Linked DNA regions of Mus musculus: all the other regions are linked to region 3. The links are chromatin loops, found by intact Hi-C in ENCODE. Cell type or tissue: gastrocnemius. All regions are shown on one strand.

Evidence for each region. Peaks named below come from ENCODE experiments on the same cell type or tissue, not always from the same donor. Only the 100,000 strongest peaks of a DNase experiment are listed, where the experiment ranks them.
Region 1: a loop joins it to region 3, with 3 times the contacts of the local background. A loop is called at or near these places in 4 of 42 quality-filtered maps.
Region 2: a loop joins it to region 3, with 6 times the contacts of the local background. A loop is called at or near these places in 10 of 42 quality-filtered maps.

What each region holds. Positions count from the first base shown.
Region 1 is chr5:51,547,880-51,555,879 of GRCm38, forward strand. Ppargc1a (peroxisome proliferative activated receptor, gamma, coactivator 1 alpha) reads right to left here and starts at 6,042. Exons shown (of 13, transcript NM_008904.2): 1 at 5,856-6,042; 2 at 633-812. The coding sequence starts at 5,903. In gastrocnemius, no CTCF peak of the experiment used is centred here; DNase peaks (open chromatin) are centred at 4,800, 5,070 and 6,069; H3K4me3 peaks cover 3,820 bases; H3K27ac peaks cover 5,089 bases.
Region 2 is chr5:51,904,834-51,912,833 of GRCm38, forward strand. It overlaps a transcript of Ppargc1a not described here. Among named protein-coding and RNA genes, the nearest start is that of Gm40302, 220 kb to the right of the region's middle. In gastrocnemius, a CTCF peak has its summit at 4,149; no DNase peak of the experiment used is centred here; H3K4me3 peaks cover 252 bases; H3K27ac peaks cover 885 bases.
Region 3 is chr5:52,060,382-52,068,381 of GRCm38, forward strand. It overlaps a transcript of Ppargc1a not described here. Among named protein-coding and RNA genes, the nearest start is that of Gm40302, 66 kb to the right of the region's middle. In gastrocnemius, a CTCF peak has its summit at 4,853 (motif pointing left); DNase peaks (open chromatin) are centred at 2,025 and 4,847; H3K27ac peaks cover 446 bases.

The sequences.
Region 1 (8,000 bases), 510 kb before region 3:
TAATAGGAGTAGATTAACATTCTTTATTATAGGGTAGACTCATAATAGGCGTCTAGAGTCTGGGAGGTAATTCTCACTACTGAAAGGAAAATGAATTTTGACTAATTTATAAGTACATACTAGATTTTTTTTGAGTTTAGAAATTTTCCATCATGAGAGAAAATTAGGGGTCTGAAACAATAATATAATAGCAATAATCAAAACCGCTCACTGACAAGGTAAAACAAATGGCGATAGACATTAACCCCTTGGTGACTAGAAATGCCTTCTTCTGTATTAATTCATATCAGGCACCATTTGCTCTTGGGTCCCTTTCTGGGGACAGAGAGGAGTAAACAGCTTTACACATTTTTTCTTCCTTGTCTCCAAAGCTTTCACAACCCTTTGGATTTCAACACAGTTTAACACACTCTGTAGTCCTTAGCACTTTAATTCTAAAAAGCCCCGTTTTTCCAAATACCATTTTTTTTCCATAAGAGAAACTCTCTAGCTGTGATGACACGTTTCCTGTTGGCAACAATGTAAGAGCCCCTACATGCTGGAGTCCAGCTCCCCATACATCAGTCAGACATGAAGATCAGTCAAGCCGCTGCCGTCAGAGAGAAGCTCATTTCTCCAGGGGAGAGGCTTACCTCAAATATGTTCGCAGGCTCATTGTTGTACTGGTTGGATATGATTTCCGATTGGTCGCTACACCACTTCAATCCACCCAGAAAGCTGTCTGTATCCAAGTCATTCACATCAAGTTCAGAAAGGTCAAGTTCAGGAAGATCTGGGCAAAGAGGCTGGTCCTCACCAACCAGAGCAGCACACTGCAAAGAAGACAGACACGGCGGTTATTAATGGCAGGAATTCACTAGACAGCAGTAGCATGGCATGGGAATTAAGTCTGGTTAATTCAATGACAGCACCAAAGCTGGCCTCTGGGGCTTTAATCACCTCGGGATGCACCTTCCATTCTTTTTGCCCTTGGCTTCCAAGGGGGTGTTTTGTTTAATTTCTTCCATCCAAATTCTAAACTGGGATACAAGTTAAGTACCATGTTTCCATGAAGGCCTCCTTGATTCTTCCAGGTAGAAACTAACAAGAAGTTTTCCTACCTCTGGGGTAGTTACACTTGATGAGCCTTAGCCCTCTTATAGTTAACTATGCCCATGGTTTTATCCTGTCCTTATCATAGGACCGAACTGAGAAAAGTCTGCAAGTGAATTTATACCTTGGAGTCACCATCAGATATAATAGATATCCTTGCAGGGTAGTGGTGACACATGCCTTTAATCCCAGCACTTGGGAGGCAGAGGCAGAAGGATTTCTAAGTTTGAGGCCAGCCTGTTCTACAGAGTGAGTTTCAGGACAGCCAGGGCTATACAGAGAAACCCTGTCTGGAAAAACAAAACAAGACAAAACAAGACAAAACAAAACAAAACAAAATGGATATCCCTATGAAAAACTGCTCACTGAGATAATAGAACCCAAGGATTAGACTAGGAAAACTTCCTCCATGCGTACTCCCTGTAAGTATTATAATCTGTATCATTCATTTAGCAACTAATGATGCAAGTCCTCTAGCTCATCTCTGGCTCTCTTGAATTGTTATTTAAATCATTTACTTTCACTTGACTTTTTATGAGTTCCCTGACTTCATCCTTAACAGGTCAAATGCAAGTTCCTTGAGTTAAAGAACAAAATTCATATTATTTTTCTATGTGACCCTTAGAGCTTTCACTAGAAATATTTTGCAAGGTGTGTGTGTGTGTGTGTGTGTGTGTGTGTGTGTGTGTGTGTGTTGGGTAGGGGGTGACCTGTCACCTAAAAAGAAAGAAAAAAAAAACCAGAAGTTTTGTACCATGATTATATTTTGTATTTTATTGAAGTATGTCAAAACCACAGTTACGGAGAATTTAAAAGTGATATTTGTACAGAGATACAAAATGATTTCAATATAATGAAAGGTTTAAATACTTATTAGGAAAACTATTTTAGATCATTTTACAATATATATATATATGCATGTTTAGATAGTCTTTCCAACCCCCCTGACCTGTTGCCTTCTGAGGCTATCAGAACCTTACCAATGAGACTGTCTCCTATTTAACTGGATACTCAGCTGTTGAGCCAAGTGCCTGTGCTCTAAAGAACCCTAAAGAAGCTCTTACGATGACAGTAGAATCACCAAGACTTCATCTCTCACCAGCCAACGGTCTGAATCGAGGCAGTCCCACACAGAGAGAAGCAAGGCCCTCCTGCCTCTGCTTCCCCAGGTCTGCAAAAAGGTATAGTGGTTCCTGTGCAGGCAGCAGCAAGACATAAAGCTGATAAACTTCCCTGACATTTAGATTTTGAATAAAATAAGTTTTATGCAGAGTTTATTTCTGGAGCTCCCCTGTCATCCCTGGCAGACTGTATTACACAGTCCGAATGCAGCAGTGTGATCTGAAGCTACACTCTGAGGAGGAGGCACAGGGAAAGGAGACAGGGAAGAGAGTCTGCATATCATGGCGCTTTGCCCACTAGACCACCAGGCCCCAGAGGATCCCCAAAGGCAGGCACATAACCACACCAAGAGAGAGCTGCATTCATTCTCTTCCCGTTGGGATTTTCTTTGTAACATCTGAGTGAGCCCAAAATTAGAGATCAGAAAACCTAGCTAGGTTTGTAAGTGGAAGTCTGACTATAAAGAGTAGATCTTGTCCAGATAGAGTTAGTGTTTTGTTATGGGTGTAACAATCCCAAGGCTCCATTTTTATCCACACTACACATCCCCAGAGCACAACCCCTTTTTATTAACTCTTCCTCAACTGTCAGCACAGAGATGAGGGGAGAACTTTGTCAACAAACAACACACAGGATGTCATGGGTGGAGGATTCCTTTAAAAACAAAGTGAAGAACCACAACCAAAATGAGCATCCAAAGGAAAGCTAAAGCAGAAGCCAGCCCAGTGTGCCTCTGGTACTTCTAGAGCTCGGAAGGCATGGCTTTCTGGGTGATAGTTTTCTGCCATTTTTCTTTAACCACTCTCTCTAAGGGAGACTAGTTTAAAGAACCTTTAACCTTCAAGGAAAAAAAAATATGTATTTGAGTATAACTTCTGACAACCACTGAACACATAAAGTTAATTTGTTTTAGCATTCTCTATTTTGCTTTCCCTCCCTCACCCACCCTCTCCCAATCGTGTGTGTGTGTGTGTGTATGTGTGTGTATTCATGCTTACTCTTGCACTATGCTCAAAATAGTGTTTATGCTTGCCAGTGTTGACATTCTGATCAAATCAGTGCTTCTGACTGTGGCATGATCCTACTTATCAAAAACACATTCGTAGAAGCAATTTCTTCTGTGATTAATTCATATTTGGACTTGGACAACGCCAGACCTATCAGACTGAGCCGAGTACCTGTCCTTGTCTGACATGCTGATATTGATGGCTGCCCTGTGCATCTGTAACAGGTGTGTCCTGCCTCAATTACACAGATACCCTACAGCCACTTTGCAACTCTGAAAGCAATTTCACAACTGTAGCCTTCGTTTTTTACAATAAGGTTTAAGAGGCCAACACAATCTCTAAACACAAAAGGCTAATTATTGTATGTTATTTCACCCCAACAGACAGTCTTTTCCCTTAGTTAAGAAGCAGACAATAAATTAGCTTAACTGCATGGATGATAATGATTCATTATAATTAAGTATAATTCTCCATTAACCTTTCAGAGATTTTGGTGCCATTGATGGTAAATTTTAAAGAGAGAGAGAAGAGAGAGTCAGTGGACTTGGCAGCCTTAATTAAATTAATAAAAAACAGAAACTTAACTTGTGATAAAAACAGTAGTTGAACTGGGAGGTATGGAGGCAGGTAAGAATGACAGTCTTCGTGAAGAGTGTCAGGTGATCTGTCTCTATCAATCTTAGTAACCTTATTGTACATCCCCTCCATTAAGCTGTGAAATACCAGGAGACTCTGAGTAGCTCTGGTGGTTTGGGTTTTTATTAACCAATACACTGTCCTGTCATTATGTGTGAAAGGACATAATAGGTTTGAAGATGACAGCAAGCATTAATGATTCAAAAAAATGGAAGCTGCCCACACTACCTGCTGCTTGTAATATTTCGACAGGCAGGAATGATTCCCAGAGCCACAGGCTCGAAGGCACGGGTTTCTAGCAGCTGGCTGTCTACTATGCCGCACTAACTGAGACTCAATCTAAGGCTGGACGCTGAGCCCCTATCCCCAACTCCTTAAGAAAAACAAAGAAAGAACAAACTTAAAGCCATGGTTATAAATGGCTATGGCGTTTATTTGCAAACAATCACAGGAATTCTGACTAAGGCAAATCTTCCTCATCTCCTTTAGATCACAGCTCTTCAGTCTCTGAGCAGTTTCGGAACGATCCAAGAGGTAAAAATGAAAGTGATTCGAAGAGAGCTATGGTGCCAGCCAGACAACCACCCACGGGTTACGCTGGCTACTCCAACAATTAGGACTTTGAATCCACTTAGAACTCTGACTTCAATAGCCAAGGGACACATGAATTATCTATATCTATTCTGCCTTGCCAAGAAATCACAAGATAACAATAATTATAACCTGCAAATCCGATCTGCCAAAGCCTAGGGAAAGCAAACGGAGCCAACATCTGCAGACCCAGCAAAGAGTTAAGGACCCAGGGCACGCCTGGCTAGATAGGAAAAATGCATTCGCAGGCGGCCTCGCCAAATCATTTTCACTTTAGATGTGTATCACTGCACCACACGGACATCTTATTTAATCAAATCACGTGTGGCACTTGACCCTCCCCCTTACCCTACGTGCCCCCGCTACCGGGAGGAAGCACCATTGTTAGTTAGCAGCTCCGATCCTCCGCGCAATTCAATTCGGGTCCATCTCACCAGAGTCCACAAAAGTTTCACTTGTTTTCCAACTTGCTCAAACTTTCCCCGAGAACATTCCATTGTACTGAATGCAAACACGCTGAAGTCCTCTGGCCCCAGCTAGACTCCAGAGATTACGGGGAAACTGCTTGTGTTTTTTCCTCCCCTGTATGAATTGTAGCCAGCAGAGACTGTGGAATTGATGTATTGCGGTCTATTTTTACACAAGCAGTGAGCTGCTCCACACACGGTCTGCATAAACTCCATTCTCTCCCGGCTTCAGGCAGCTCTCCGTGGTAGAGAGATTTAACCGTTCGGTTTCTCGCCACAGAAGCAAACAGAAAGCTTTGGTCTCTTAAGGCTGGGATTTTTTTTTTTTTTTTTAACTCGCTAGCCAACCCTTTCAGCCGCACACAAGTGTTTTAAAGGAAACAGCACTGTCGTTTTGTGTTCTGTGGGAAAAGCAACCTAACTCAGACCCAGCAGGAATATTTAGGGTCTTGTAAATTCTCTGTTTAATGAACAGAGAGAGGAGGGCGGAAAAGATAAATCCTGACGAGAGTCAAAACGGACTCTCTTTTTAACACAATTCATTTTAATGTTTATCTTCATTTTCTTATAAATAGAAATGGCATTTTTCCAAGCAGGCCACTGAACACTGGAAAGACTTCAGCTCCTGATTCATATCAATATCTTAGAGCATAAATATTGCATATGAGTAGAAACAGAGCCAAAGGCACATGGAAAGAGTTTCTAACTGCTACAGATACTGATGACAGCAGCTAAGCTTTGATTTGCTCAAGGCATCTCCGAGCCACCTTAAAATAGCAAACTTATTGGAGTTAAGATAAGATGGAGATTTCCCCCTCCAAAAGCTCCCGCTGAGCCACTTTCTATGTCCCCTCCTCTCCCCTAGCCCATCCCCCCCCCCCTCCAGGAATCATTGCATCTGAGAGAAGCTCCGGTCCTGCAATACTCAGCCCCAGCTCACCTCTATGTCACTCCATACAGAGTCTTGGCTGCACATGTCCCAAGCCATCCAGCTCCCGAATGACGCCAGTCAAGCTTTTTCAACTCCAATCCACTCTGACACACAGCACACACTCATGCAGGCAACCAGCCCCTTACTGAGAGTGAACTGAAGGCACCTGTCTTACTACAGTCCCCAGTCACATGACAAAGCTATTAAAAAGTAGGCTGGGCTGTCACTCACCCAGCCTCCCTTCTCCTGTGCAAGCTTGCTGCACAAACTCCTGACGTCACTCCAAGGCAGCCCTCTGCCTCAGTGAAGTAACGCTTAGAGAGAGAGGAAAAAAAAAATAGAAGAAAGAAAAGGAAACACTTGGCCTTTGGGAGGCTTCAAGCATCACACTGTGACTGAAGCCAGCTTTGAATGCCACCAACTCTAAACCGGAGCCCTGCTCACATAATAACTCAAATCTCCTGCAATCTTTTTTTTTTAAATTTATTTTCCATCCAAAACAGGCAAATAGCAAAGATCCCCTGTTACTGACACAGTAACTACACCCTTGCCTAAAATGTGTGTGCTTTAAGAAATGGTTTCCAAGTAGCCCCAGACTCAGCTTGGAACTGAAGCAAGCGCTCCTCATGTGATACATTTTCATGAGATTCTTTTTTTTCCCTCCCTATTAGAGGAGTGTTTGAAGGCAACACCCCCGATTTTCTTTCTCTCTCTCCTTTCTTTCCTTCCTTCCTTCCTTCCTTTCTTCCTTTCTTCCTTCCTTCCTTCCTTTCTTTCTTTCTTTCTTTGTTTCTTTCTTTCTTTCTTTCTTTCTTTCTTTCTTTCTTTCTTTCTTTCTTTCTTTCCATGTTTAGTCAACAAAACCGCCACATTTGTTTAGGTCTAAACAAATTTCTCTACCCCAAATCAGCTGTCTCCTTGGCAGTAGAGAATGCAGTCTCCTAAACTGTTACTGCAGTTTGCCTTGCTCCTTGTAAAGCAAGCAAGCCACAACACCCTAGACTCTTGGGTTCCCCCTCATGATTCTTTCCGTGGATCTCATAGGCTCCCAGAAAACAAATGCTAGAAAATACAATTGCTGCTGCCATCCCTGAAACAGCTTAGCTACTCACCTGCCCCCACCCCTTATTTCTTTTCTCATATGTAGCACAGTCTTCCTCATGGCTTCAGGGTGCCTTTTTGAATAAACATTGGACTCCAACCCTAGTGCCTTGGGCTGTACAGTTTGTTTTTGAAATCAAGAATGTCCAGGGAATGAAGGAAAAACACTGAAATGGTATCAGCAGAGATACTCATTTCTTGAGCTTTGCTTACTAATACTTTTTTGTCGTTCCTGAGTCAATGAGGGGTAATGCAGGTGCCACTGTTTTTCCTGTGACATTACAGACAGAGGACATAACCAACTCTCAGCACTTTCCATAACACTTGGGTGCTCAGACTTAACCCTTCCAGGCCCAGTGAGAAATGCACAGGGGACCTTTGAAAACATATTTTCACAATACCTCAAACCCCACAGACTCAAAAACCAGCTCATTTCCTTTACTTGACAGTAATTTAGAAGAAGAAAAAAGTCCCTATGCATCTAAATATAATTTATAAAGCACCATTCATTTAAACTCCTATTCCACTGAGGTTAATTTAATGTGCTCTTTATTTTCTCTCCCCTTAGAAGGAAAACATTGGTGACTTCTCTCAGTCTGACTTTATATAGTCAGTTACTAATACAGTAAAGTGAAAGAAAGAAATGCAGCGAGCGTGCACACACACACACACACACACACACACACACACACACACACACACACACAAAGCCCACAAGCTTGCTGTTTGCTTCAGACCCCGTATAAGGGGTCTGTTTGCTTGGATGTCCACAACTAGTAGACAGGGAATATGGTAATGAAATCGACAGTTTGTCAATAAGTGAACAGAACAAGATGGCCAACAGCTTTGACATTCTAAATTAGGTGAATATACTTCACTGCTACAACTGTCCTCTTCCAAACATCAGAAAGGTATTATTCATTTAATTTTCTAATTCAGAGAGAGAGAGAGACAACCCTGGGATCATTTTCTACATGCAATTAGTAGCCTTACTCTGTACTCCCACAAAGAAACACTAATTTTTCTTGCCAATTAGATTTTTACTTAATGTAA
Region 2 (8,000 bases), 160 kb before region 3:
TTGTGTGTGTCTTTGCATATGTGTCTGCGTGTGTGTGTGTGTGTGTGTGTGTGTAAGAGAGAGAGAGAGAGAGAGAGAGAGAGAGAGAGAGAGAGAGAGAGACTAACATCTCAAAGATAAGGCATTGCAGAGTCAGAGTCTGAGGCATGGACACCCCGACTCCCATTAGGGTGTGCAGCCACTCCTTGCCCTGGCTGGGGTTGACTCCATGACGGTTTCTTGCAATTTATGAACTAACACCTGTGCTCATTTGCTCAGGGAACCAAACCCCACTTTAATATTAGCCTCAATCAGGTTGTTAAAAACTGGAAATCTACTGCAAATATAAAAGCCTAAGCAAAGATTGGTTTAAGATTATCTGGGCTTTGGGATTTTCTGACCACAGCTGAAGGAGAGACTTGGGGTAGACACAGGTGCCTCCCTGGATAAAGCAAATTAAAACAGTATGGAGGCAAGGGATGTCCCACTTGCCTATTGAGTTGTACTACATGTTCTGAGTCTTGAAGCATGACTTCTTTAAAAATCTGTCTTTGAGAACAATAAATAAAAACTGTGGGGCTGGTTAAAATAAGAAGAAGGACAGGAGGGTGTTTGGGGGAAGAAGAGGAGAGAATATCAAAATATCTGGTCTCCCAGGTCCCTGCAATTTGGCAAGGCCATGTGGGATTTCTGTGCTTCCCAATGGCACATGGGGAATGGAAATGAACTTCACTCAAGCTCCAAGGTCCTTCCCTGAGCCTCCATCCAGGATGAGCCTATTTCCTCTGCATCCAGAGTTAAAGAATTTATTGCTGTTACTTACACATGACAGCGAGTTAGAGGACACAACATAGCAGGTCCCCTGGGATCCCCCATCTATCGCTGCCACTATCATTCATTGCTCCGGAACTTCCCAGGCAGTTCATCTGGGGACCACCCATAGGACTTTCATCATCTCTGACGTCCTCCCTCCATTCTTCATCTCATATGGCTCATTAAATCAAGTTACTTTGTAAAAATTAAAAAAAAATTTACTTGTAAACTTTACCATTGTCATAGACACCAGTATCAATTACATCATTTTTTCCCTATGCTGTGGGTAGAATCATTATTAATAAAACAGCATAGCAAAATAATCAGGAAAATAGCTCTGCCCCTGCTAGCTTTGTGGTGTTGGGCAACTTAAATTTTCTCGGCTTCAGTAATATTTGTAAGAGGTTTGTGCCACCTAGACTGCCCCGCCCCCATATGAATAGACCTTTTGGAAACACTAAGCATAAGACTGTCTATCATCCTTCCCTCGGGGTTTGCTGACATTGTGATTTCTCCTTGGCGTATTAGTTGGAGCCATTCTCCTGCTTCAACCAAAGCCAGAGCCATTCAACAACACATTCACCACCAACGCAAAACTTAAACACAAAAGTGACTGCAGCCACTTCCTGAGCATCCATTAACTAGGAAGTGCTGTGCTCAGTCCTCCCCACATGTCATCTACTTGAATCTTCATTCTGACCCTATGAGGAAAGCCCTGGCTTAAAGAGCAGTTCCCACTGCTTGTAACCAGAGAGACGGGATTCCAACCCAGGGTGTCTGACTCCCAAGTCTGTGCCCATTTCATTGACATTATTATAAATTCCCTCTACCATAGCCCAGTTGGATGCAGCCTCCTGCTCTCCCCTATCAGGTGCCCTTCTCCCCCCGCCCCCCACCCCCGGAACTTGGTAACTCTACACTGTAATATAATTCTGTAGCTGTTTATCTGCCCTGCGACCCACCCCCATTATTCAGGGTAACTGTTCCTACTTTACGCATTTTGAAAGCAAAACCGTTCTAAAATTTCCCAGATTTTGAGAAAGGTTTGCAATACACTAGACTAAACAGTTTCTTTACAGCTCTGGTCATCTTTAACAACACCAAATACTGTCATGTTCTGTGATGTAAACATGACCGCAGGGCAGGCTTTCTCTGAGTGGTGTGTGGGGGGGTGACTGTTAAAAACCCTGACTCCCAAGTCCCTTCCCGGATCTATTGAATCAGAACCTCTGGGTTAAGGGGCAGGAATCATTCCAATTTAAGAACCACAGCCTTAGGGGATGTACAGGCTTTTGACCCTGCTTAACACTCCCAGATACAGCAGGACTCTTGTTCTCAGGCCTGCTTTTCATGCTTTTTCCAACCTCTCCCACCCTTCAACTTGACAGCTCTCTCTTTTCACTGCCAACCGACATGGCTGGATGAATATCTCCAATTTCTTCTTCTACCAACTAATGTCATGATGTCTAAAATGTTTTTTTTTTTTTTTTTTTTCTGTAGCTGTAGCACACTTTCTTGCAAACTGTTAGCAGATGCCCACAATGAAGCATCTTATCTCAGGGCTGTTTTATGGGCCTGAGAGAACCACCAGGGTGTCCCTCCCTAGTCCGTGGTCTCCATCAACACAACCTTCCCCACATCCTTGGCTAAGAACAGTGGAATAGGTGTCTGGCACATCTGATCATACTTTGTGACAGATACCTTATTTTTAACATCTGGTCAAGGCTATCAGAAAAGGGGGAAGAGAAGTCATATTAATTAGTTGGTGTCGTCCAAAACCATAGTATAACTATTTCAGTTTAAGACTATATCCCTAATTTACAGCAGAGCCACTGTGGTGTGTTTGAAAAGTCACCTCTTACAGTGAATATTCCTACTGTGGGAAACAGTGATCTCTGTACTAATAATTACACTACCATCTACTTTTGAAAGGCTCGCGTGAAAACTAAGTCAGGGGAATTTGTCTTAAAAAAAAAATCTCCTCTGTAGAAGAGAATGTCACAGTATCCCAGAAAAATCTTCTAACCTTTAAGTTTTAGTTATCTTATATTGACCACGTTCTTAGGATGTTGGTATGCTATCTAAAAATAAGATTTAAGAAGTAGGTTTTAAACTGTGGGTTTTTTTTTTTAATTGTAAGAAAAGTTCTTTTAATGTTGCTATTGACTTTCTTTCCAACACTGATAAGTTTGAAACACAGAATTTAGGAGGTAAATTCGACATTATGGATATGAAGTCAAAAGGTGGAAAGGTCGTTTGGAAGCTACGATGTGATGGGAAGATGTCAATGTTGGTAATCAGAGCAAGGTTCACAGTTGTATATGCAGAAAAAAGACACAATATCAGCAGGTTGGTAGACACGGGTTAGAAGTCTCTTTGGGGGCTAGTCTGTCAACTTCCGTAGGTTTCAAGTTCTTCAAAAGAAAGGGGGCAAGGGAGTTTATACATATATACAACTAAAGTTCAGTCAGACATGAACAAGAATGAAGCCACTGGATTCAACCAGATGTGGGTCACGGTGAAGGACATGAAGCATTGAAGGCTTGAAGAAAGACTAAGGAAGCACTTATCTGATCCTTAGGGTGACAGTCACTTTAGTAGTCTAGTAGCTATGCACCTCACTTGCCTAGGGCTTACCCTAGAAGCCAACAAAAGCAAATACATCTATACTCACAAACTGCCCGTGGCAACCACTCCTGACTCCTTAAAGCCAAATTTGCTGGTGTCATTCACCCAGTGAGTCCACTTGGTGCTATGTAAGTACCCAGTGATAGAAATCTGCTCTGTGCTCCTACACCGATCTGAATTCCAAACCAATGGGTAAGAAGCCAGACTGTATGTTTATGAGAAACAAGATACACAGGAGATAGGCCAGTTCCTGCCATCGAAAATATCTCTGCTATTCACTAGGCGCCATTTTGAAATATTTTTTGTTCCCGTCGTGATCATTATAGATGTATAGATGTTTCTGCCTATTTCCCAATTCGATTGAACTATTGCAAGTCAAGAGTTCATACTACCTAATCTTTGTTTCTTTGACATCTAGGAGAGAGTGGTACCTGAGGAGTCAACAAATATTTCTTGAATGGTGGATCCTAAGTCTCTTTATTCACTTTTCCTCCAGGATTTGCTATAGTTCGCATAGATATGAAGCCTTAACCTAGAGTGCCTGATTACCATAGCCACTGTCTATTAGAGACTTATGTTATACCTGTGCTTCCTAAGGTCTTTCCATATATTAACTCAAATAGACCTCACACCAAGATGTGACTAGTAAACTTCTCCTTTTACGAGTAAGCAAAAAAGAAAAGGCTATTTTTATCAGTCACACAAAAAGAAGCCATACCAGATTTGACCTCCAGGAGGCTCCACTGAGCTACCACCCAAGGACACACAGAATGGAGCTTCCTGAGTTGAACACGTTCAGGTCACTTCATCTAAATATCACCAAGGGGACTTTCAGAGAAGCAATTCGCAACCCGCCTGCCCTGGGCAAGCAGGTCAGACTTTGGGACTTCCTGTTTCAATTCACCTTTCTAAATCCAACGGACTAAAAATAACCACAAGGGACGAGTCTCCAGAACCGCAACAGGAGCTGCAAAACACTGCAGAGGACATGTCCGGGAGAGAATGGTCCTCGCATTTGAAAATACTGCCTGTGCTTTTCAGCATCAGCAAGTTGTGTGTTGTGACGAGGAAACCAAGTTTCCAATTATTGGAATTCCATAGTGTATTTAGTTATGCAATTATCTTACTGTATTAACAAACGCTAAAGCACAGCCGCGGTTGCTTGAGACTCAGGCAATTTTTGGAAGAACAAAATTTATTCTTTCCCTTAGTTGATTACTTCTCAGGAGTCCATCCGTTCCTCTGGATTATAGAAATGATTCTATTTTTGAACTGCTTCATTCAGAAATATAAAGCAAGCCAGACCCTCACTGTTTGCCAATCCAAATTTAACCCCAGTACAAACTAAACATATTTCGTCGAGGGGTGGGGTTGGGGGGAGAAATGTCCACAAAATTCACATCATTTTCTCCCATGAACTGCTTCAGGCTCTTTTTCTCTTTTGAAATTCCAATGACTATAGTGTAAATAGAAATTTTAAAAAGTGGTTGTACAAATTGCATGCTTTCAGTGATGTGAACACAAATGCATTTCTGTTCATTTGCTTAATAAGAATTTATCCCCACAAAGTTCATAAATCAGGCTGTAAAGCCTGGAGCACACCATCAAAACATCAAAAATAGGTGTTCTCTGATGCCTCCGTTGCTACAGCAAATGTGAAATGCAATCATGCGAAATTAAACATTCCATACGTCTTCTATTCATTCTCTAACTCTCTCCCTATACTCCAAATAGGCTATCACACTTTGAGTTTAAGGGGACAGAAAGGGAATCAAATTTCTTGTTTCTGGAAGCATTTACAAGTAATAGGTCTTTTCATTTAGAGCTTTTCAGCTAAGAATCACCAGGCTGTTTACACATAAAACATAATTAACCCATACAGTCTGCTACATCCCTGCCTAACAGGAACTCTCCCTGATGATGAAGAGGAGAGCTGTTCTTATATTTTCTCAGCCTGAATGTGGTCCAGGTTTTTAGAGGTGATGTCTCATTTCCTTGTGTGTGACTAAGAGGTATCATCTCACAGAGGAAAACCCGGCCCTTCCTTCCCAAAAGGTAACAATAGAAGACAGACTCTGGACTCTGATACTTTCCCTTTTGAAATTAGTCACAGAACGGGTGAGATAAGCCATATTATTTGCCTCTGCTTTGGTTTGGGAGTGGTAAGATTTGGGATCGTAACAGTTCCTATGCCACAGGACAGCTGGGATATGATGAGATATAATTCACTTGTTTTAGCATCCAGCCTTAGCAGTGTTAGCAGTTATTATCAAGCCACTTACCTATGACACCTGAAAGTTCTATCACAATGACCTCACGAGAGTCTCACCATCTTCCCACAAAGCACTGGAAGTATATGCTATTACTCCAAATCTTCTGATGGAGGGGGGATTTCAGACAGGCCCACCAACACTCAGAACTTGAACCCCTGGATGCCAGGTTAGCATATTTCCACTATGCCTCTTTCTATCTAGGGAAAGTCAACAGACTGGTTCAGACAGGTCTCTGCTTATTTTGTGGGGGAGAATAGAGGGGTCTTGTTTGAAAGGAGACATAAAAAACATGCTGCTGCCAAAGTCTGACTTGCATAGAAAAAAAAAAAAAAAAAAAAAAGATCCCGATAGGCAGGAGACAGGACAACAAGACACCATCATCCTGATTTCTGCTAACTATGAAATGAAAGTTAATTTCATGCTTTGCATCCACAGACAAAAAGGTTCAGAGCTGTTTAAATTCTCTTCAGCCCAATGACAGTTGGTAAACAGGAAGCTTCGTGTTCTAATGCTTGAGATCACCCTTTGGATCTCAATATATTATTTATGCACCCGGCTTAAGATAAACAACAACTCTGAAGTAGGTGAGTGGTCTCATTTAGCATGAACTTTTTTTTCCCACTCTGACAGTTACTTTAAAACATCAGTAAACAACCTTAATTCACTTCTAACGAATTAGTAAGCTACTGCTGTGTCTACAGGAGGCAAGCAGATTGTATTATTAACCAAAACAACTTTCTCCCTGTCAGTCATCTGCACCGCACAGAGGGCTGTGAGCCTTGCATCTTGATGCTCAAAGCAATCCGAGGGCACACCTGGTTCCGGACGGTATCTTCTGCGGTAGCTCTCTTCCACCTTTGACTAGCTCTCTTGACTCTGAGGTGCAGAATGGGCCCTGGAGAAGGTAAATTCTCTGTACTGCTTGTTAAGAAAGATATGAACAGATGAGAACCTTTCCAAAGGGGCAGGCTTTGAGGACTGTTACCATGAGTCCCCTTATGGATAGAAATTAACCTGAGACTACCCTTAACGGACCTGCAGGGGCCACCATAAATATTTGAAAGGGTTTCATGTTTAAGGGGGGGATGCTTGTTTGTGTGTTTGTTTGTGGAGATAGACAGTAAAATTAAGATTCAATTCAGGGAAGGGACATAAAGGATAGACTTGTCATCAACTCCGAAACAATGACGCTGTTAGTAAAATGTCTGCCCCTCTGGGGGTGCTCAAGCAGTAGAGGGATGGAGTCCTTAGAAATAGCCAACAGACATAAGCTCTACAACTTCATATTTAAATCCTACCACTGAGCATTAAAATGGACCCCAGGAAGTTTCTAAATCCTTTTAGGTTAGGGGTTTTTAAAGGGTACCATCTACTTTTTCCAAGGAAACTTTCATGGGTTAAGTAGTGGGGACATAGCCAGCTAGGCCCTGGTCAAATACCACTTCTAGGATGGTGGTTGGTTCAGGTACCTCATGGTACTATTACAACAAGAAACTCAAGTGAAATAGCTGCTGGAGGAACAATCATTACTTCTGCCCCACACTGGGGCTACGTGGCTTTGAAACCTTTGCCATCTAATGGGTAAGAGGCATCTTTAAGTCACCTAAACACTAACATGATATGAGAAGGGTGGTGTATACCCAGCTCACCATTCATTTTGTCCTCCTCTCCTCTCCTCTCCTCTCCACAAGTCTGGAAACACAATACTTAGCAAACCATCTAGTTGGCATTTATCATCGACATGTCACTCACCCATAGTGAAACCAGCCCCTCCTCTGAAATACAAACTGAGGGCTTTAAACACAAGTTCAGTGCAGCTTATGGGGAGGGGGGGTTGGGGGGGGGTTGGTGAGGAGAGAAAGATGAAAACACCTGGAATTTATATAAAGAGTTTATAGCAGCATTTTGATACACTGTGTAGGCATTTATTATTCCAAATTATCTAGTCAACTTTATATAAATTTACAGTTTTATAGAAGAAGATGTATTTTTCTACATCCAACATGTAGATAAAACATTTGAGAGGTCAGAAACATTAAATTCCTCAAAGACAGCCAGGTTGTCAATATCTGGGTGTGAAACATGGTGTTACTGAATTCCTGATACAGCAAAAGCAGACATCTGGTATTTGCAGTTTGGAGCAATAGAGAAGAACATGACAAGAATGTGTTATACTTACAAAGTACCCTTCATCCATGGGGCTCCAATTTTACCAATATTAGTTCACTGATTTTCGCAAAAAACCTGAAAGGCAGAGGGTAGGTTTGTGTTACCCCCACTTTGCAGATGTGGACATTGAAGTAAAAC
Region 3 (8,000 bases):
CCATTCTCTCTCTTTCCAGGATAGAGGAAGATTAAAGCTGTGTGTCTAGCCACTGTAGAGAGATGGGGGCAAGGTGAGGGATAATTCTGCTCACTGACCCTCTGAGTTCACCTGGGATAAGCTCAGCTTATATCATTTGTCCCAAGCTCAGTTTACTCATTTGTCCCTTCTCCCTCTCGAGGGGGGGTCCTGACTTGAAATGAATAAGCACATACTCTCCCTAGGTCAGTGGTCCTCAGCCTTGACTGTATCAGCAAATCGTCTGGGGTGTTCTATCAAAATTCTGATTCTGAGATGGGCAATGGTGATTATGCCTTTAATCCTGGCACTTGGGAAGCAGAGGCAGGCGGATCTCTATGAGTTTGAGACCAGCCTGGGCTACAGAGTAAGTTTCAAGACAGCCAAGGCTACACAGAGAAACCCTGTCTCATAAATAAATGAATAAATAAATAAACAAACAAACAAACAAACTGACTCTGTACCCCAGCCACACACATTCTGATTTAACTTATTTGCATTGGGGCTAAGGATAGATATTTTTAAAGTCCCTATATATTTTTATTATGTTTTGGGACCAGGCAGTGAGTCATCACTAAACTAAAGCTGTTGGGTAGAATTTGTAAGGAAAACATTTTTGTGTTCTTATTATTAAGAAAAATACACATGAGTTCATGCAGCCATGTTGGCCTGTGGGGCCACCTTGTATATGAACAATGTGTGTGTGTGTGTGTGTGTGTGTGTGTGTGTGTGTGTGTGTATCCAAGGGCAAAAATAGTAAATAAATAAATAAATAAATAAATAAATAAATAAATAAAAATAAAAAATAGTAAGAGCTGAGGTCACAATTTCCTAGGAACTCTGGGTTATCTTCAGACTATTACAAGAAAGAAAATAAATCTTTTCATTCCCAAGTCACCATCTCAAATGTCTGGGACCAACAGCCAAACGCAATTTTTAAGTAACTTGGTAGTCATCACTTTGTCACAAGTAACAAAAGTTGCCCAGGATTACACGGTTTCTAGGTAGCAGAGGCCAACTGTTTCCGACTTGTTTGGCTCTGGTCTTGTGACCTTTCCACTAGGAATGGGGCAGAGTGTATTTTAAGGACAGAGAAAAGGGTTCCCGCTTACAAAAGTAGAACTCTCCAGACAATTCCACTGGCCTTCTGAGCAGCTACTTTTGAATCCCATTCACACGTGTTGCCAGGACATGTTTCGAGGAGAAGGCCCAGGAAGAAAACTGCTCTTTCAAACACAGGTTAGGAGGGTGTGCTGCGCAAGACGGAGCCCTTAGAGTTTGCTTTATAGTGTGGTTATGTGCCCAACAAACACTGAGATAAAGTACCTTAAGTCCCCCATTCATTTATCTGCGAAAACAGTCGTCTCTGAGAACGTGCAATAGGGGTAAGACCTGAGTTAAGAGAGAGACGGAGGCTGACCTGAGAGGAGAAGGATTCAGATTCCTATCCACATAGAAATTAAAGTCTGAAATGGGACCTAAGCCACAAAGCAATCTAGCCACAGTATATGTTTCAGGTCAGTGGCAAATGGATGTGCAAGAGGGACCCAGTCACTTTTGGCTTCAGAAACCAAGCAAGGCTTCCTGGAAGAGGTCACATTTGTGCTTTAAGATCCTAAAAGGCAGAAGCAGGCCTTGTCCCAGCTCGGAGACAATCATGAGCAAAGAGTGTAGAAAGGAGCTCAGATGGGCTGAATTATGACGGACACATTAGAGAAATGGGACCAAGAGGGTTGTAGCTCAGAGGCAGAGAGCCCTTGCCTAGCATAATCAGGATACTGGTTTAGACTCTTAACTCTGAAAAAGAGGGTAGCCAAGGCCAGGAGGTACTTTGAGGTCAAATTACTGAGAGTCTTGAAGGGAACAGTCCAGTGACCTATCTGGGAAGATAAGTTTGCCAAGCCTGTGCAAGATACCTTGGCCATGGCAGGGAGGCAATGGGACCATATGGGGCCACCGCAACCACCCAGGCAAAAGGTGACATGAGTAAGAACTGGGGAAGAGGTGGTGCCTAGAGGCAAGGGCACGATGCCAAACACGCAGAGCTCGCTGGATAGACTTGGCAAGGTTTGAGAGATAACAGTGTAACAAGCAATGAACCAGATGAGTAAAAATCTTAGCCCATGGAAAGCAGTGTCTCCCATTAGAAGCTTCCAGAATGTGAATGCCCAGCATTTGGTAGACAGTAGAATACTCAGGAGACTGGGGTTCCAGAGTTAACAGGCGGTGAGAGATGAACCCACTCAAACAGGGAGGGAGTCACAAGAAGAGAAATGTGAAGACAGGAAGTGAAGAAGTATTAATAACTGTTGGGTAGGGAAGAAATGAAAGGGAAAAGGTCACAAAACCAGGAAGGGAACTGAGGAGATAGTATGTTAGAGAAGAAAAGCAAGAGAGGGAGCCATGGTCTGAGTCCCACTTGCAGGGCTAAGGACTTCACTGGATCGGCCTGTTTTGAACTTGGCTTCCTTTCCAGGCATAGCTTTGCTCTGCTCCTGAAGGACTCCCAGAAGTCTCCCTGAGACACAGTGGTCACTGCCACCAGATATATTCTGTGACCTACACTGGTGAGGCCAAAAGAGGTGGTCGGTGACCAGCTTCTACCTCTCGGCTAACTTCCCTAATCACCTGCTTGGGTCCCACGTGGGTCAAGGCCAACTGCATAAAGATACTTAGTAAAAGATATTTCATTGACATATGTTTCTATTGCAGTTCAAGTCTGGAAACCATCCAAAGGGCCAAGAATTGGGGCTGGTGAAATAAATTATGATATATTCATCTGGTAGGTCACTCTGCAGTCATTAAAAATTACGACATGGTAATAATTTACTGACACATAAAATGTATACAATCTATTGCTCTTCAAAAGCAAATTACAAAGCATAATCTCTCTTTAAAATCACATAAGCACAACAATATATACATATATTGTTTGTGTGTGTGTATATATATAAACATATTTATATACATTATGATGTACATCTCTAACTCTCAACAAAAATGGTGACTTATCTTATTTCAGTCTGCTCTTCTATAATCGCTCATTTTTCTAGAATGAACATTTGTTGTAACTAAAACTTTTTATTTATTTTCACAATTTCATGCATTCATATACACTTACATATACGCAGTATTCTGATCATATTCTCCCCCCTCTTATCCACTCTCCCTGGACTCCCCCTTTCTTCCCAGCAAGCTCATTCCTGTTTTCTTGTCTTCTTTTGTTAACATGGATATTTTTAAGTGAAATAGATTCTATATGTCTCTCATTTCTCATGTCCCCTCCAAATTACGCTAATTATCTAGTTTTTTTGTTTTTTTAGGAATGTGGATCACATCAATCTTTTAAAATGTGGCTATTATTCATTATATATAAGATTTGAAATTTTAAGAGTTAACGTTCTCCATGGAACCTCACTAACCACCCTTTAACCCAAATCAGACAACCTGGACTCTAGCAGCCAAGGCTCTAGAAGGTTCTTAGTCTTCGTGCCTCATGCTGTAATTCAGTGATACTGGCCACCCCAGTGAGCTCAAGACTAAGGATAGGTTGACTGAAATCAAATCAGTCCCCATCCTTCCAACTTGGAAAGATACACACATCTCTGAAGCTATCCCAGTCTTCTACACATCAGAGCAGACAGAGTCGTTTGTTTCAACACCGTGAGATAACCCAGCTCCCTGGTAGTTTTATCTGTGGGTTGAACAAGTGTGTACTGAAGTCCGACTATGAACAAGCCAGTCTCTACAGCAACCCAGGGGCTCCAATGAGAAGCAGTGTTGACTGTCTCTACCTTCATGTCCCCTTACCAAGCCATTTCACAAACAATGACACACATGGGTCACAAACCAACAGGTATAGTTCTCTATGGAGCTTTGAAGCCATTAGAGCCCAAGCCAGGGGCTGACTCAAGACCACAGCCATGTCTTTACATGCTAAATAATAATAGCCATTTCACAGACTTAGGCTACACAGTACTGTCTGACACATAGTAGGATCTCAACAGGCACAGCCATTGCTGTTTCTACTCTATTATTTGTGGGAGAACTCTTAAGCAGCTTTTCCTAGTGTTATTTTGATAGGAAATTTCATTTCACCAGACACTTTTCAATGTTGATCAATAGCAAAGCTTTCACCAATTAGGCCAAATCTACTGATTCCCTGTCCAAATTGCTAAAAAATTGACAATTCTTGTATTTTGAAAGCAAATTGTTTTTCCTCTTTTTTTTTAATGTTTGATACTCTTACTAGAATCTCCTTTGAGGCAGGAATGAGGCTTTTAGGATTCACATATTCCACTTCTGTTTGTAAAAGGGAAAGTAGAAAGCACTCCTCTGGAAGATAATATATTTTTCTCAGTGGTTAGAAACAGAGGAAACAACTGGAAGGAGAAGGCTGGCACACAGAGAGATGCTGTGACATTTCCCAGCTTCCAGAACTCTGCCGTCGCTGTGAAGAGAACATTTCCAGTACATAAACACCAAAGAAAAAGGTAGGGTCAGGAGACCATCTGTCGTCCAGCTGGAGCAAAGACTACAGCTCAGAACCCACTTCTCACTTCAACTAGCACGGGTCCCAACAAATCCTCAATGTTCACAAGTGCGCACACCATGGCACGGATGGCAAACCTCACATCCTAACCAAATAAGCTTCTTTGCCTGCAGCAGCCTTGACACACGGAGCATGCAGCAAGCTCCGAAGAGCCATGCCATCCAGGGAGGTCAGAGACACACAGGCTGTCCTTTTCCCATCTTGAGCCTTGGAGGACTTCCTTAATGGCACAGCCGAACTATGTAACTGTGACCACACTTCCTTGTGGCTGCAGTGCCACCTAGTGGCCAGGTGAGCTAGGCGTGCACCAGTTCTCCTCGGTCTGAAAAGGCAACTTGCATCAGCTGCCTCTTCAGTTCTTCCCGAGGAGGAGCAGGAGTGGCTGGTGCACGTGACAGCCGGAATTAGGAATCATCAGGGTCCTAGCACATTCAAACTATTTCCTGATTATAATCGCGCCCAAATCAACCAGGAGAGACAAAAGAGGAGAGAAAAGATCCTGCCAACTTTAGGTTTTCATGTCCAAATGCATCCTCATGCGAGCTCACGACTGCACAGTTACTTACAGCTAAATCCAGGCAACCCTGAGCCCTTTCAAATTTCTCAGGCCTGAAATTACATAAATAAAATTATTTTCAAGAAAAAAAAAAAAGACCAAGTCTAAAGGTTCTAAAGACCTGTAATGAGATTCCTCTTTTCTCTTTTCCATAAATGTTTCTGTCAGTCCCTGGCATTTCTGATGCCATCAGACAATCACAACAGAATCGAAGCTTCACCCTGCAGAGGACAACTGAAAACATGTACATACCTTGTCGAGGTGTCAATTTAAATAATGTGATTTGTTTGGGGCTTAACCTGAGGGTACACAACCTAATTCAGTTCGTTTTTTAAAACCCAAATTATGCTGGTTAATAGCCTGCTGGAGCTCAGAACAGAATGTGCGCATCGCCGCTAAATATTCCATATTAAAAATAGTTTGTGATGGGATATGCTTTTTTTAATTAAAAGTTTAATGTACATTAACATTTTTAGATGAAAAACTGACAATCCGAGAACAGCTCTAAATTCTCCTTTGATTGTTTTTCCAGGGCACTGGAGGCCATGATGGAGCTACATAAATAGGCAAACACCAAGTCGATTCAAAGACTCATTTCTGTCCTGCCACGTCGCCTCCCTCTTAACCCTCCGGTGGTTTCCTTGCACAGAACCCGGTCGTGCACAGACTTCTGGCTAAGATGCCAAGTCAGGGCATCTGCCTTTACTTCTGACCCAAGCTTTCCAAGAAAGATCAGCGTATCTGTCCTCTCGAGAGACCCTCTGTGGGATCTATCATGTAAACAGATGATGCTTCCGTGCCTACTGTCTGCACGCACCAGTGCGCCAACCCTCCTCCGCCCACTAACTAGCCTTTACTGTTGCCAGGTGTCTCAGGCTATTTAGGTTCCTATAACAAAACACCTTAGACTGGACAGCATACAGACACCAGGATCACATCTCATAGTTCTGAGTCTAGAAAGCCAATAATCACGGTAGAATAGTCAGGTGTCTCCTCAGACCTGCTTCCTGCTTCATAGACGGCATCATCTAGCTGTGTGTATCTAGATGCACCAGGTAAATGGGGCTAGCTTCTTCCAGCCTATTTATGAAAGCCCTAACTTCCCTCACAAGGAGAGACTGGCATCCAAAGTCTCTCCTTATGACACTACTGGGATTGTAAATGTGGGTTTCTACATGTGATGCCTACTCCCCACCATGAAACACACATTTGAGACTACAGCACCAGATCCAGCAAAAAGAAAAGTCAGACACCAATTAAGTTCAACTTTCAGATTTAAAAAACAAATGTTTTTTTTAGTAGAAGCATGCTCCAATATAATTAATATTGGGGGTATATTTATACTAAAACATGATCATTGGTCTGTGTAGTGGCTATTCCTGGTTGTCAACTTGACTCTATCTGGAGTAAACTACAATGCAGAATTGGAGGGCTCACTTGTGATCCAGATCTTGAGGCTGGAAGACATAAGTTTCTGACCTGGATCTTGGCATGGAGATCTTGAGGTATAGTGGTCATGAAAGCTTAAGCCTAGGCAAGGTAGTACATGCCTTTTAATCCCAGGAGACTAAGGCAAGAACATCTCTGTGTTCAAGGTCAGCCTGGGACAAAGCAAGTCCGAGATTTAGGCATGGTGGTACACACCTTTAATATGGGCCACACCTTCTCCTGGAAGCCTACATAAGGACACTGGGAGAAGGAAGATTCACTCTTCTTCAACTGCTAGCACTTACTTGCCAGCACATCTGTTGGAATCTACATCTTCAGTATTCAAGTTTATACAAAGACCAGATTAAACAACTAGCCTGTGGGACTGATCTTGGACTTCCAATCCACAACTGCCCATTGCTAGGTTATTGGACTACAGAGTGTAAGTCATCACAATAAGTTCCCTTAGTATCGAGAGACATTCCATAAGTTCTGTTGACTCTAGGGAACCCTGACTAATGCAATCTGGAATTCAAGTTTAATGTATATTCTATTCTCGATCCAAACCCCAAGCCAGAATCCCTCTTCGCTGTTATATTATGATCCACTCTTTCATAGAGCAAGCCATTCCCTGCTCCAGCCCTTTCTCATCCAGCCTCCAGGACGGTACCTGCTTCACTACATCCTTCTGAGATGTTCAAGAGACAATCATCCATTCTGAGTGACTGATTTTAAATGATCTTATTATGAGAAAATGAAGAGGAAGAGGCAAACAAAGTGGAAGATGTGGGGGAGGAGGAGAAGGGGAAGGTATAACAGCTCATGACCGGATTGCTTTGTCTTCATTGCTGTTAACTTGCAGTAACTCTATCTTAGCAACACATAATACCACTTTTCTATAATGGTGACCTAGAGTCCCTTATAAAACGAACGTGTAGAACAAAGCAAGTCAATAAATAAGAAGGGGCTGAGTGAGTCGCTGTGCAGACATTGCTCAGGTTAAGGAAGGTCCAAGCAGGAGTGCCAAAGGATGAAAGCAATGTCCTTGGGTGGCAGTTAGCAAACTGTTGTCCTGTCTTCAAAGCAGGCCCACCCTCTGTTTTTGCAAATAAAACTTTATTGGGGCCATATCCACAACATCCTTCTTTGTACTACCTCTGACTGTGTTCAGACAGAGTAGAAGAGAGAACTCAGAGAGCACAACGTGGCAGACAAAGCCCAGTACATGAACTGTCTGGACTCTTCCACAAACTAAAAACCAAAGGAGAAGAAAAAGAGAGAAAGAAGCTAACTGACCTTTCCCCTAAAACGTCATTCAGCCAGATAGTCAAATTAACAGAGGGAACGTTGAGAGTCCCCATGATGAAGACTTCGTGGGGACAGAGTGGCCATGAGACATAATGGCATGTGGTGTTCTCAGAGCCTTCCTTGTCCACTCCATATTCC